Linked DNA regions of Homo sapiens: region 1 is linked to region 2. Evidence: chromatin loops called from intact Hi-C (ENCODE). Cell type or tissue: dorsolateral prefrontal cortex. All regions are shown on one strand. Links, peaks and the distances in the headings refer to the core of each region. The heading gives the core; the rest is flanking DNA.

Region 1 (5,382 bases), core at 140-5,139, 130 kb after region 2:
AGAGATTATTTCTCCCTACTTACCCATTTCATGGTGCGACAATGAGCACTCTTCTCCAAGCCAAGCATTTGATAAGCATTCATTGCTATGGGTATTTTACTGCCTTAAAGAAATCCACCCCAATTCCCTGCCGATTGATTTCTTAAGATCACAGAAGAAAGTGGAATGAATCCTAGAGAGGCCTTCAAGCTCCCTGACACCCATGGGGCCCACTCATCTCCACCCCCAATACTCCAATTTCAAAATCTAACACATTGTCCTTTTCTTAGTTCCTCAGTTCCCCGCCCTTCAGCTTCTCTTTGTTAGCCACTGGGTGGGTGTAACCAAACCTCAGTCACACTGTGGCCCCAGCAGCTGGGCTTCTCTCTCCCCCATTACATTGCAGACATTCTTTTCACATCATTTTGTCCTCTCTGCTGCATTCCCTACATTTGGCTTCATTCCCTCTGTGCAAACTTCTGTTTCAAGGGACAGCAGTTTGCCAAGGAGATGCTGGCAGAGAGGGTCCAGTTCTTTCCTTTCTATCTGAAGAGCCCAGTGTCATTCATTAGCATATGAGAAGAATGGTTGTAAATAAACATCAAATGAGGTTAACGAGCTGCAGCTCATCAATATTAATGAAGTCCACCTCACAGCCTTGGTATGAGGTACCAATGGCTCTAATCACAAGAAGCAGTTTCATAAGGCCCCAGTTACAGGGCAGGAAGGGTTAGATCCAGCGTGTTGAAATGTTTGTCATTTTATGACCCCAGGAATGCTGCAGGGTAAGGCAGTCTGATACCAGATCTGTGCTTGCAAACCCCTCTTGTGTTCAGTTTACATCTGTTTGTCTCAACAGGTGGAAGCCTAGGAAAAGGCTATATCTGCTAAGCCAGAATCTGGGGTGGGAATTCTCCAGGTCAACCTGCAGTTCCCAAATCAAAATGAAGTTCCAGAGTACCAGGGTTTGATCTCTCATTGCCCTTCCATCAGTTACCCCAGATAACCCAAACACTTGTTTCCAGTGTAGTGAAGGATGGTTTGAGGATCTAAGCCCAGCTTGGTAAGGAATGAAGAAACTCCCATTTCATGTAGCTCATGTGCCTGCCAGCCACCAGTTAAGTCCCTGTGCCTATTATTTAGAGGATTCAAAGAGTAACAAGGGCCAGGCATGGTGGCTCATGCCTGTAATCCCTACACTTTGGGAAGCAGATGTGAGGGGATCACTTAAAGTGAGGGGTTCCAGACTAGCCTGGGCAATATAGGGAGACCTCTCTCAAAAACAATAAATAAATAAAAATTTTAAAAGTAGTTGGGCGTGGTAGCCTGTATTCCCAGCTACTCAGGAGGCTGAGGTGGGAGGATCACGTGAGCCTAGGAGTTTGAGGCCACGGTGAGCCATGATCATACAACTGTACTCCAGCATGGGCAACAGACAGAGACTCTGTCTCTGAAAAAAAAATTTTTTTTTAATTAAAAGAAACAGTAAGTACAGCTATCATTTATTGAACACTTACTGTGTCCTAGGCATGGTACTAAACATTTTTGTTATATAATCCTCACAATAATCCCATGAAGGTATTCCCATTTTACAGATGAGGAAGTTGAAACTCACTGATTTGATGTCATGGGTCTAAGATCACACATCAGCAAGTGGCAGAAGAGGAGCTCAGATTTCGATCTGTCTAACTGCAGAGCCCATGCTCTTACTTCCTACCCTCTGTGGTATCATCTCAGAGCCAAGCACATAAAATGCAAGCTTTTGTGCTGCTCCTTTTCGTCAAAGATGTGTGTCCTCCAGTTTCAAGGGACTAAACACAAAGTAGTTCCCTGGAAGTAGAATCAGAAGGCTTTAGAATTAATTTTTTTAAGTCAAAGTGCCTCTTTGAAATTATTTTTAGAAAGGAAACTTTCATTAAATATGTTTTCCTTGATATATAAATTTGGGGTCAGAGGGATTAGGCTTTGAGAATATGTGTGTGTATGCATGACCCAGTCTGTGTTGATAGCCATGATACTGATTTATCCACCTTGTCACACTAGTTCCTTTTATGATTAAGCACACACCTTGCATGAGGTCAGTGACCATGGAACACAGGGAAACCGCTCCCATGGCTGATTTGAGCCTATGATCTTAGCCTCAATTACATTGTTTCAACAACTGAACGCCTGGTTTATTACTTAAAGTACTATCATTGTACTTTGTCTTAGGGGTGGGAAGGAGAACCGATCAAATTGTTGTTATCACAAAAGCTACACCTGATTGTTTGTAAAGAAGGACTTCTAGTGAAAGGATGAAAGTGAAACAGCTATTTCTCTTTCTTCTATTTTTCTCCTTGAAAATTCAGGGACCTAGGCCAAGACAGGCGGATCACTTGAGGCCAGGAGTTCAAGACCTGCCTGGCTAACATGGCAAAACCCCGTCTCTACTAAAAATACAAAAATTAGCCAGGCGTGGTGACACGCACCTGTAGTCCCAGGTACACGGGAAGCTGAGACACAAAAATTGCTTGAACCCAGGAGGGAGAGGTTGCAGTGAGCCAAGATCACACCACTGCACTCCAGCCTGGGTGATAGAGCAAGACCCTATCTCAAAAAAAAAAAAGAAAAGAAAAGAACATGAAAGAAAGAAAGAAAACTCAGGGACCTTACTTGGTAATTTTTACCTAGGCAAAATGCCCAGGAATGTTTCCACAGAATGGTACCCAAAGCCCACCCATGCAGGAGCCCTTCCTGCCACCAAGGTAACCAAGACTAGGAAGCAATTGAAACTGGGCCTTCCTTTCCCAGGCCTGTGGCTGTCAACTTGGCTCAGAAAGAGGCAGACTGATGACTTTGTCTCCTTACCCACTCACACTACCACACAGTTCTCATTTGAGCCTGGTCACATGGCTGTGCCTTCTTATGGCCAAACAAGGATACGCTGTTTCCCGTTCTTTGCACCCTGGGTTTGGCCTGAGCATCCTTAGATGAAACCATCAGGACCCCCAAACCTTGAAGCTTTTCCAGGGGCAAATTGCATGCAGGGGAAGGAGGGGCTGAGCTGTGTAGTGGAGCAGCGGATGGTGTGCAGTCGGGATGTTTGCAAGAGCCAAGGGGTTAGTTCATTGCTGCTTTGTATACTCAGGCACACCAGAAAACTCAGATTAATAGGCTGTTTATTCTTCAGCATGTTCCTTGAATCAAAGGCTCTGGATGGTATTATTAAAGAGTGTTTGTGAGAGCGCCCTGGAACACTCCTCCTGGGCTCCGCTCACTGAAGAGGAACGATTGAGTCCTTTCATTTCCTGGGCAGCATCCCTCTCACTCATTGCTCACTGTAGTATAAAGGTCTGTAGAACCTTTGTTAGAAACAGGATCTTTTGTTCTGTCCTTATGAGGTCCCATTACCTACAGCACCTTGATCTGTTGGAGTCTAATTATTTAATGTTCTTGTCTTTTGAGCTACCTGAACCTAATGAATGCAGTCCACTCTATCTCAGGGAGTTGTTTTGCTTTGGTTTTTTGCCTCTATTTGGCACCAGTTTCCTGTTTGGACAGTATTGCCTTTTATTTTCATGGTTTTTTTTCAAGGAGTTTGTCCAGGAGAGAAGGAGACATCCACCTGAAACCTACTCTGTGAAGCAAATGAATATGTTTTTTCTATTAGAAGATTCTCCTAAAATGTTCTGAAGTTTGTTCATATCTGGGAATTGAAGCACATTGAATTAAGAAAGAATTACTTCCTCCACCTCCACCCCTGCAATAGAGATTTATACTGGACAAGGTGGCAAAAAAAAATTAGGGGGAAACTGCTCGGTACAATTCCCCCCCAGTTCCCTTGGGGCAGCAGCGTGCTGCACATGAGGAATCACTGTACCTTGTTCCCCTGGCAGTGATACTTCTCTGTGGCCAGGCAAATACAGTAGTCCAGGCCTTCCACAACTTCTGCATGTGCGCATGTGCGCACACACACACAGACGCTCAAAACCATACCCCTCCTGGGCATCCCCTTAATAGAGGCATCCAGTATATTGCAAAGGTACTCATCACTATACACAGTGCAAATACTCAGCACTCGTTTATAGCAAACCCAGTATGAATAATTAGCAATAGTTTGGGATCTGGCACAACCCTTAATTACCACAACTAGAGGCCAGAAAATGAAATCAGGGTCATATATCTGAGGTTAGAACTCTAGAATCTGTCTGGCATCCTATAGCCCAAAGCACCACAGGGAGGTACACCTTGGAGCAATGGGAGCACTGTCATCCAGGAGACACTGTCCCCTCACTTTCCTCCAAAACCAGCACAGCTGTTTGCACGAGGGCTATCTGCCGTATATACAGTGAGACTAAGATATATATACACACCCTGGCGCTTCGCCTGATTTCTTCTGTGAAGTCCATCTGTTTATCCAGTTCCAGATCCCAAAAGGCAGTCACCAAAAACTAAATAGTGAGAAGGGACAGGCTTTTTTTTTTCTTTTTTGATAAACATGTTACAGTGAACAAAACAGATTTTGCAAACACATTCCATCTAGTAAATCTTACCTCACAGCTGTGTGAGAAGAGCTTGGAGGAGAGAAGGATGGGGAGCAGGAGGGTCTCAGGACTTGATTGGAGAATTAGAAAGTTCAGAAACCCACAAGGGTGGGACAGTTCAGTACTATCTACTTTTTTTTTTTTTTTTTTTTGAGATGGAGTCTCACTGCGTCGCCCAGGCTGGAGTACAGTGGCACAATCTCAGCTCACTGCAACCTCGGCCTCTTGGGTTCAAGCGATTCTCTTACCTCAGCCTCCTGAGTAACTGGGATTACAGGCGCCGGCCACCATGCCTGACTAATTTTTGTATTTTTAGTAGAGACAGGGTTTCACCATGTTGGTCAGGCTTGTCTTGAACTCCTGACCTCAAGTGATTCGCCCACCTCACCCTCCCAAAGTGCTGGGATTACAGGCGTGAGCCACCGCCCCTAGCCTATCTACTTCTTATAGGGTGATAATTGGCCTTTTCCCTTCATTCTAGCCCCTCATCCTAAACCTGGAATCTGTGATGGGCTCACCAAAAATGAAGATCTGGCTGCAGACTTTGGCTTCTTTCACTGAAAAGCTGATCTAGCCAGACTTTATCTTCAAAAGACAGGCCCTGCACTTCTGATGTTCCCTGAGCCTCTCCCACTGAGCCTACTCTCGTCCACTGTAGCCATGATGCTCTCTGGATTCAGACAATGGTGTGTTGTCCCAGAACACTGTATCTGGCCTGTCTGTGCTTCACATCTACCCCTTTGGCTAGGAAAATGAGGGACAGAGCTCACATCAGTAACTTGGATTCTGAGGACCGAGGACAAGCAGAAGAAATTGACCTTTTGCCTCAGAGGTGGCTGGATGTTTGTGTGTCTCTCTTCGATGTCAAATTGGCTCACTG
Region 2 (5,382 bases), core at 51-5,050:
GGAGGCTGAGGCAGGAGGATTGCTTGAGCCCAGGAGTTTGACACCAGCCATAGTGAGACCCTGTCTCTACAAAAAAATTTAAAAGTTAGCCAGGCATGGTGGTGCACACTTGTAATCCCAGCTGCTCAGGAGGCTGAGATAGGAGGATTGCTTGAACCTGGGAGGTCAAGGCTGCAGTGAGCCATGATCACACCACTGCACTCCAGCCTGGGCGACAGAGCATGACCCTCTCTCAAAAAAATTTTAAAAGTTAGAAAATATATTTCTATAGTGCAATAACAAAGTGATTTGTGCAGGGAAAACTAAAAATTCTGGAGACATTTTTTAAGCTCAGCAGTATTTGCATAAAGAAATATTTATAATGTGAAAACAAAGTACTTCATTTAATTTTGAAAGATGTATTAAGCAAAAAAGGAAAGAAAAATGAGAGGAAAAATGCTAGAAATACAGGGGGTACATTGGTTTAATTTGAACCCTCTTATGTATATGTATCTTTAGCTCCTTTTACTTTAGCTTTTCTCGTCTCTTTGGAAATGAAAATATTCAGTTGTTGCCATGATTTTGCTTGCTTTGTACAAATGAAATGTTGGCTTTATGGTTATAGACAGAAATATGGAAAACTTTAGAGCTACTTTGAGCAAGCCCAAGAACTTTGAATCATTGAATCAAGAGGAGAAAAAATGAAGAAAATATTTCAAGTTCTTTATCTGTAAAATGATGGAGATAAACAATATGATCTGAAAGTCTTTCAACTTCTTAAGTTTTTATAATTCAGGAGCAGTGGTAAGAATAGTAATGAAGTTTCTAACTACTACTTCCAAGTTAAGTACAATCCAGAGAGGCCAGTGGGACAGAATCTGTGGGACGATGTGGGAGGACTTAAGTGATTTTAAGTCCTGGTGAAGAGGAATAGTGTGTTCAATGGAAATTGAGGAAGACAAGGACTTTTCAGGTCAGGGGGCTTAATGGGTCATCATTGTGTTTGTTACAGAGTTTTAGGAGAGTGGTGGAGAAAAAGATGGAGAAAAAGAAAATGGACTATGTGCTCCTAGGAAGAGAGATGTGATTGTTTTCTAACATGTAGGCAATGAACCCTCAGAGGAACTATAGATGAGCATTAGGGTGTTCTTGAATGCTCTAAAATTATATGCAACATATTATATTCGTTTTTCTGTGAGAAAGCATTTGTAGCTTTAATCAGATTCTTATTGTAAGCTAACAAAGCCACTTGCTCTTAAAAATGAATAATAAAGACTTTAAATGATTAAAAACAGAAAAAGTGACACTTCAGTGGTCCTGCAGTGGGTGAATATAGTCATTGTGATATTTTCAGAGTAAGCTAGGTTTCAGTCACACACACACACACACACACACACACACAGTACACACACACACACAATGAGAGAAATGTATAGAATCGTGGGGAATTTGCTGTACAGTTTTGGGTTTTGGCTTGCTATTATTAGCTGCACCTTGGGCATGTTACAGAACCTCCCTAAGCTTCAATTTCCTCTGCTATAAAATAAGGATAAAAGTACCTTAAATGGTGGTTGTGAAAATTAGAGACAATGTAAGTTGAGTACATAGTACAGTGCTTGGCACAGAATAGGTATTTGGTAACCCTTTCCCCACATGAGTTTTTTAAGTTTCTGTATTTACTTTAAGGCCCTTATTGTATGCAGTCATCCATGAGTATATGCAGGGGGTTAGTTCCAGGGCTCTCTGAGTATACCAAAATCTGTGCATACTCAAGTCCTGCAGTTGGCCCTGTGGAACCCGAATCTACGAGAAGTTGACCCTCCCTATACGTGTGTTTTGCTTCCTGAGAATACTGAAGTTTCGACCTACATTTGGTTGGAAAAAACCCTCACTTTTAAGTGGACCCAAGCTATTGAAATCCGTATTGTTCAAGGGTCAATCGTATTTCACTTTGAAGGACTGGTCCTCAGCAAGTTCATCTTCTGAACTACTCAGTGATGCTCACACTCAAGAAGACCATATCTTATTAAGTGGTTAGTTTAGAAGCTCTTTCCCATGCAGATTTGCAAGCGGAGTGTGTAAAAATCACACATTGCACTTGTTGCCTGGCAGCACGTGTCCCTGAGTGGTAGTACATGGCTTGCATTGTAATGTTATCAGTGCTGGGGCCAGCTGGCTAGACATGTACTGCTACATGGGCTAGGGACTCCATTCCTCAACAAAACAGCAGCCAGCACTAGGGTTAACAGAAAATGACAAACCAGGAATGGATGAGGGAGGCGCCAGCACAGCAGCGGGATGTCTTTTGATTTGCTTCTGTTATTTGCATGTCTCTCTTGTGATGTCTGTGAAATGTTTAGAATGACAAAGTTTTTAAAAGACCTGCTGACTCCGCCTGAAAAATGTGAAAAACCTCCCATTTAGAGACCTATTATGTCCAGCTAGCCTGCATTTTCTATATCTTTTTCTTTATTTTTTATTAATGCAAACATTTGCATGAAGACAGAACCTTTGTTTCTTAAAGAGTTCATCTGCTCCTGCTGCTTACTGGCCCTGCCATGCAAGAGCACAACAGAACCTTTGTTAGGCTTTCAGCAAAGCTGTTTATGAACGGTGGCTTACTGAGGACTGCTTCCTGTGCTGTGTGCTTCCATTTTGTCTAAAAAGAAAAAAAGAAAATAGTTATTAGGAGTAAAAAGAATTTGGACTTTCTTTTATTCAAGTCCTGGATGTTGAAATGACAAGTAGCCCCCAAATTTGTGAGGAACTGGTAATTGCATCGAATGCATTTTTTCGCTTTACCTTGAACATAATGAGGCTCTTAGTAACAATAGAAGGAACAAGTGCCTTCTCATTGGAATAGAGAGAAGGAACAGTAGTAAAAAGGCAACAGAAAGAGTAGTTGAGAACAGGACAAAAGTGGCTTCCAGTAAGAACACTAACATTGTAATAGAATGTGTTTTGATATTTAGCGTTTCCCACCTGGGAGGCACAGTCCTAAAGTGGTTGAGTTGAATAAAGAACAGCATCACAGTTTATAAATAGTGGATACAGTTTGTATGTTCATTAAGTAAATATTTGAATGTCTACCATGTGAAAGACACTGAATGGTCCTGAGTGTTAAAGGAAATAAAAGATAAATGAGTCATGGTGCCTATCTTTAAGGATCAGGACATCCAACAAAGAAGATAACATACGCATAACAGAAATAACTGTGTATCAAGGTAGAAAGTGCCACTGGAAATATTTAAAATAGATGTTTAGGGAGTTTGGGAAAAGGGAAGATCACTTCTGGCTGGGACAGAATCAGGGAAAGGTTCACAAAGAAGGTGGCATTTGAGTTGGGCCTGGCAGAAAAGGTAGGACTGAACATTGCAACATTCCTAAAAGTGATGAGTCAAAAATTATGTTGTTCTAGTAAAACAGATCCAAAGTATGTTTTTATAGGGTACTTTGGTGGTGTTTTTATACCATTAATTTAGATGATATGTTAAGTGTTATGAGTTTTCTGTGTAGACTAAACTGGGGCCTCTCTGTCTAGTCTATGTTGTTCCAACCATTTGCCCCATACGGTTTTTGTGCACTTTGGCCTAGGCCTTTTTGTATCTATAAATATCTACAATAGCATCCTTTACTTTCATAACAAAAATAGAAACTCAAAGGGATTATTGAGCACTATTACAGCTATATCCCATAAACAGTATGTGGAGATAGTTCTTAGTGGGGATTTCACATGTGAGACTCTTATTTGAAAAAGAATCCCCACCTTCGTGCAGAGCCACATCAACCACAAGAGAGAGGACAGGGAATTCTAAGCCCGTGAGTTTTCAGTTACTTTAAATTAGAACTTTTCTGTATCTTTTTGTCATTAGAAAAAATGAGATCCTGTTACTGTTAGTTCAGTTGTGAATGCCAACTAATTTTTATGTAATATTTTTAATGTAAAATGCCAAGCAAATGATTAAGCTGTTGTATTAGTATCTTATTGCATTAATATCACTATTCTGTATATTCATAGTTAAATTGCATATTACCAATTAATATTAATCTGTAAATTTAATGATAATTGATAAATACATGGTTTGCCCCCAAAGGCTATACTTTTTCTTTTTTTTAAAGAGACAGGAGTCCTACTATGTTGGTCTTGAACTCCTGGGCTCAAGGGATCATCCTGCCTCAGCCTCCTGAGTAACTGGGACCATAGGCATGCATCACCATGCCCGGCTGCAAGACTACAACTCGTGCTATAGCACAATTAATTTTCACCTTGTAATTTTATTACTTCCCTGTTTGAAAACATGAGTGGCATATGATTTACTACATGTTTAGCAATTTACAGGATTTTTTTTTTACCCATGATACTTTCTGGAAAATAGTTATGTGAATGTTTATGGCGTTGACTTGATAACTATACTGCTTTATTAGTAACTATTTTTGCAAAGTTATTGCCATGACAAATATTACTTGGGTTCTTCATATGTCCCTTAGATTGTAACTGTGGGAAACTTAAGTGCTACTTTAGATTTCTCTGGTGTTCAGGAAGTACATTTTGTTATGGTCAGCTAGCTGAGTGCTTTAAGTTTGAACTATGAAAATCTCCTTAAAAAAAAAAAGGACGCGGTGGCTTATGCCTGTAATCGCAGCACTTTGGGAGGCCAAGGCAGGCGGATCACCTGAGGTCAAGAGTTTGAGACCAGCCTGGCCAACATGGTGAAACCCTGTCTCTACTAAAAGTACAAAAATTAGCTGAGCATGGTGGCGGGCGCCTGTAATCCCACCTACTCAGGAGGCTGAGGCAGGAGAATCGCTTGAACCCTGGAGGTGGAGGTTGCAGTGAGCCGCGATCACGCCACTACACTCCAGCCTGGGTGACAACAGCGAGACTCTGACTTAAAATAAAAAAGATTCTGTAGTTTCTGGCACTTGAAATTGCAGGACTCCAACCTACAAATGCTGTATTATTATGAGATTTAGGCTGGAAATACTGAGGCAGTAGGATTTAAGCACTTACCCTTAATTGACATCCCAAAACTATATATAAAACAAACAAACAAACAAAAAAACAAAAAAACCCACCAGTTTTAGGAAAGAGAAGGGAAGAGGGGAGGATTAATGGTTGACCAGAGACTGTTTTGAGTGTCAAGGCACTCAGCTTTTCACAGCTATTAACCAGTACAATACCCCTTTTGGTTGAGGGAAATAGACTTTAGTTTTTCATCCTCTACTTAACATAAAGATCTTTAGACACCTCTTGTTTTCTGGTTGTCACAGGTGATGTTAGCATATGTGTAATGCTTTGTTTGCCTCTGGCGTGTCTTTTAGTATTTGAGTTTGACTAGCCGTATAGCAGGACTTTAGTGGTTTGGATGCATAGATGCAATGTATTGCTTTTGTCTGTTTTAT

Evidence for each region. Peaks named below come from ENCODE experiments on the same cell type or tissue, not always from the same donor. Only the 100,000 strongest peaks of a DNase experiment are listed, where the experiment ranks them.
Region 1: it touches region 2 in a loop (2.7-fold over the local background); 2 of 110 quality-filtered maps call a loop at or near these places.

What each region holds. Positions count from the first base shown.
Region 1 is chr11:47,104,071-47,109,452 of GRCh38, forward strand. The region is part of intron 3 of CSTPP1 (centriolar satellite-associated tubulin polyglutamylase complex regulator 1); the gene reads left to right. Among named protein-coding and RNA genes, the nearest start is that of ARFGAP2, 70 kb to the right of the region's middle. In dorsolateral prefrontal cortex, for the core only: no CTCF peak of the experiment used is centred there; DNase peaks (open chromatin) are centred at 2,891 and 4,311; H3K4me3 peaks cover 1,327 bases; H3K27ac peaks cover 4,702 bases.
Region 2 is chr11:46,975,043-46,980,424 of GRCh38, forward strand. The region is part of intron 1 of CSTPP1 (centriolar satellite-associated tubulin polyglutamylase complex regulator 1); the gene reads left to right. Among named protein-coding and RNA genes, the nearest start is that of CSTPP1, 41 kb to the left of the region's middle. In dorsolateral prefrontal cortex, for the core only: no CTCF peak of the experiment used is centred there; DNase peaks (open chromatin) are centred at 2,149 and 2,550; H3K4me3 peaks cover 1,313 bases; H3K27ac peaks cover 3,507 bases.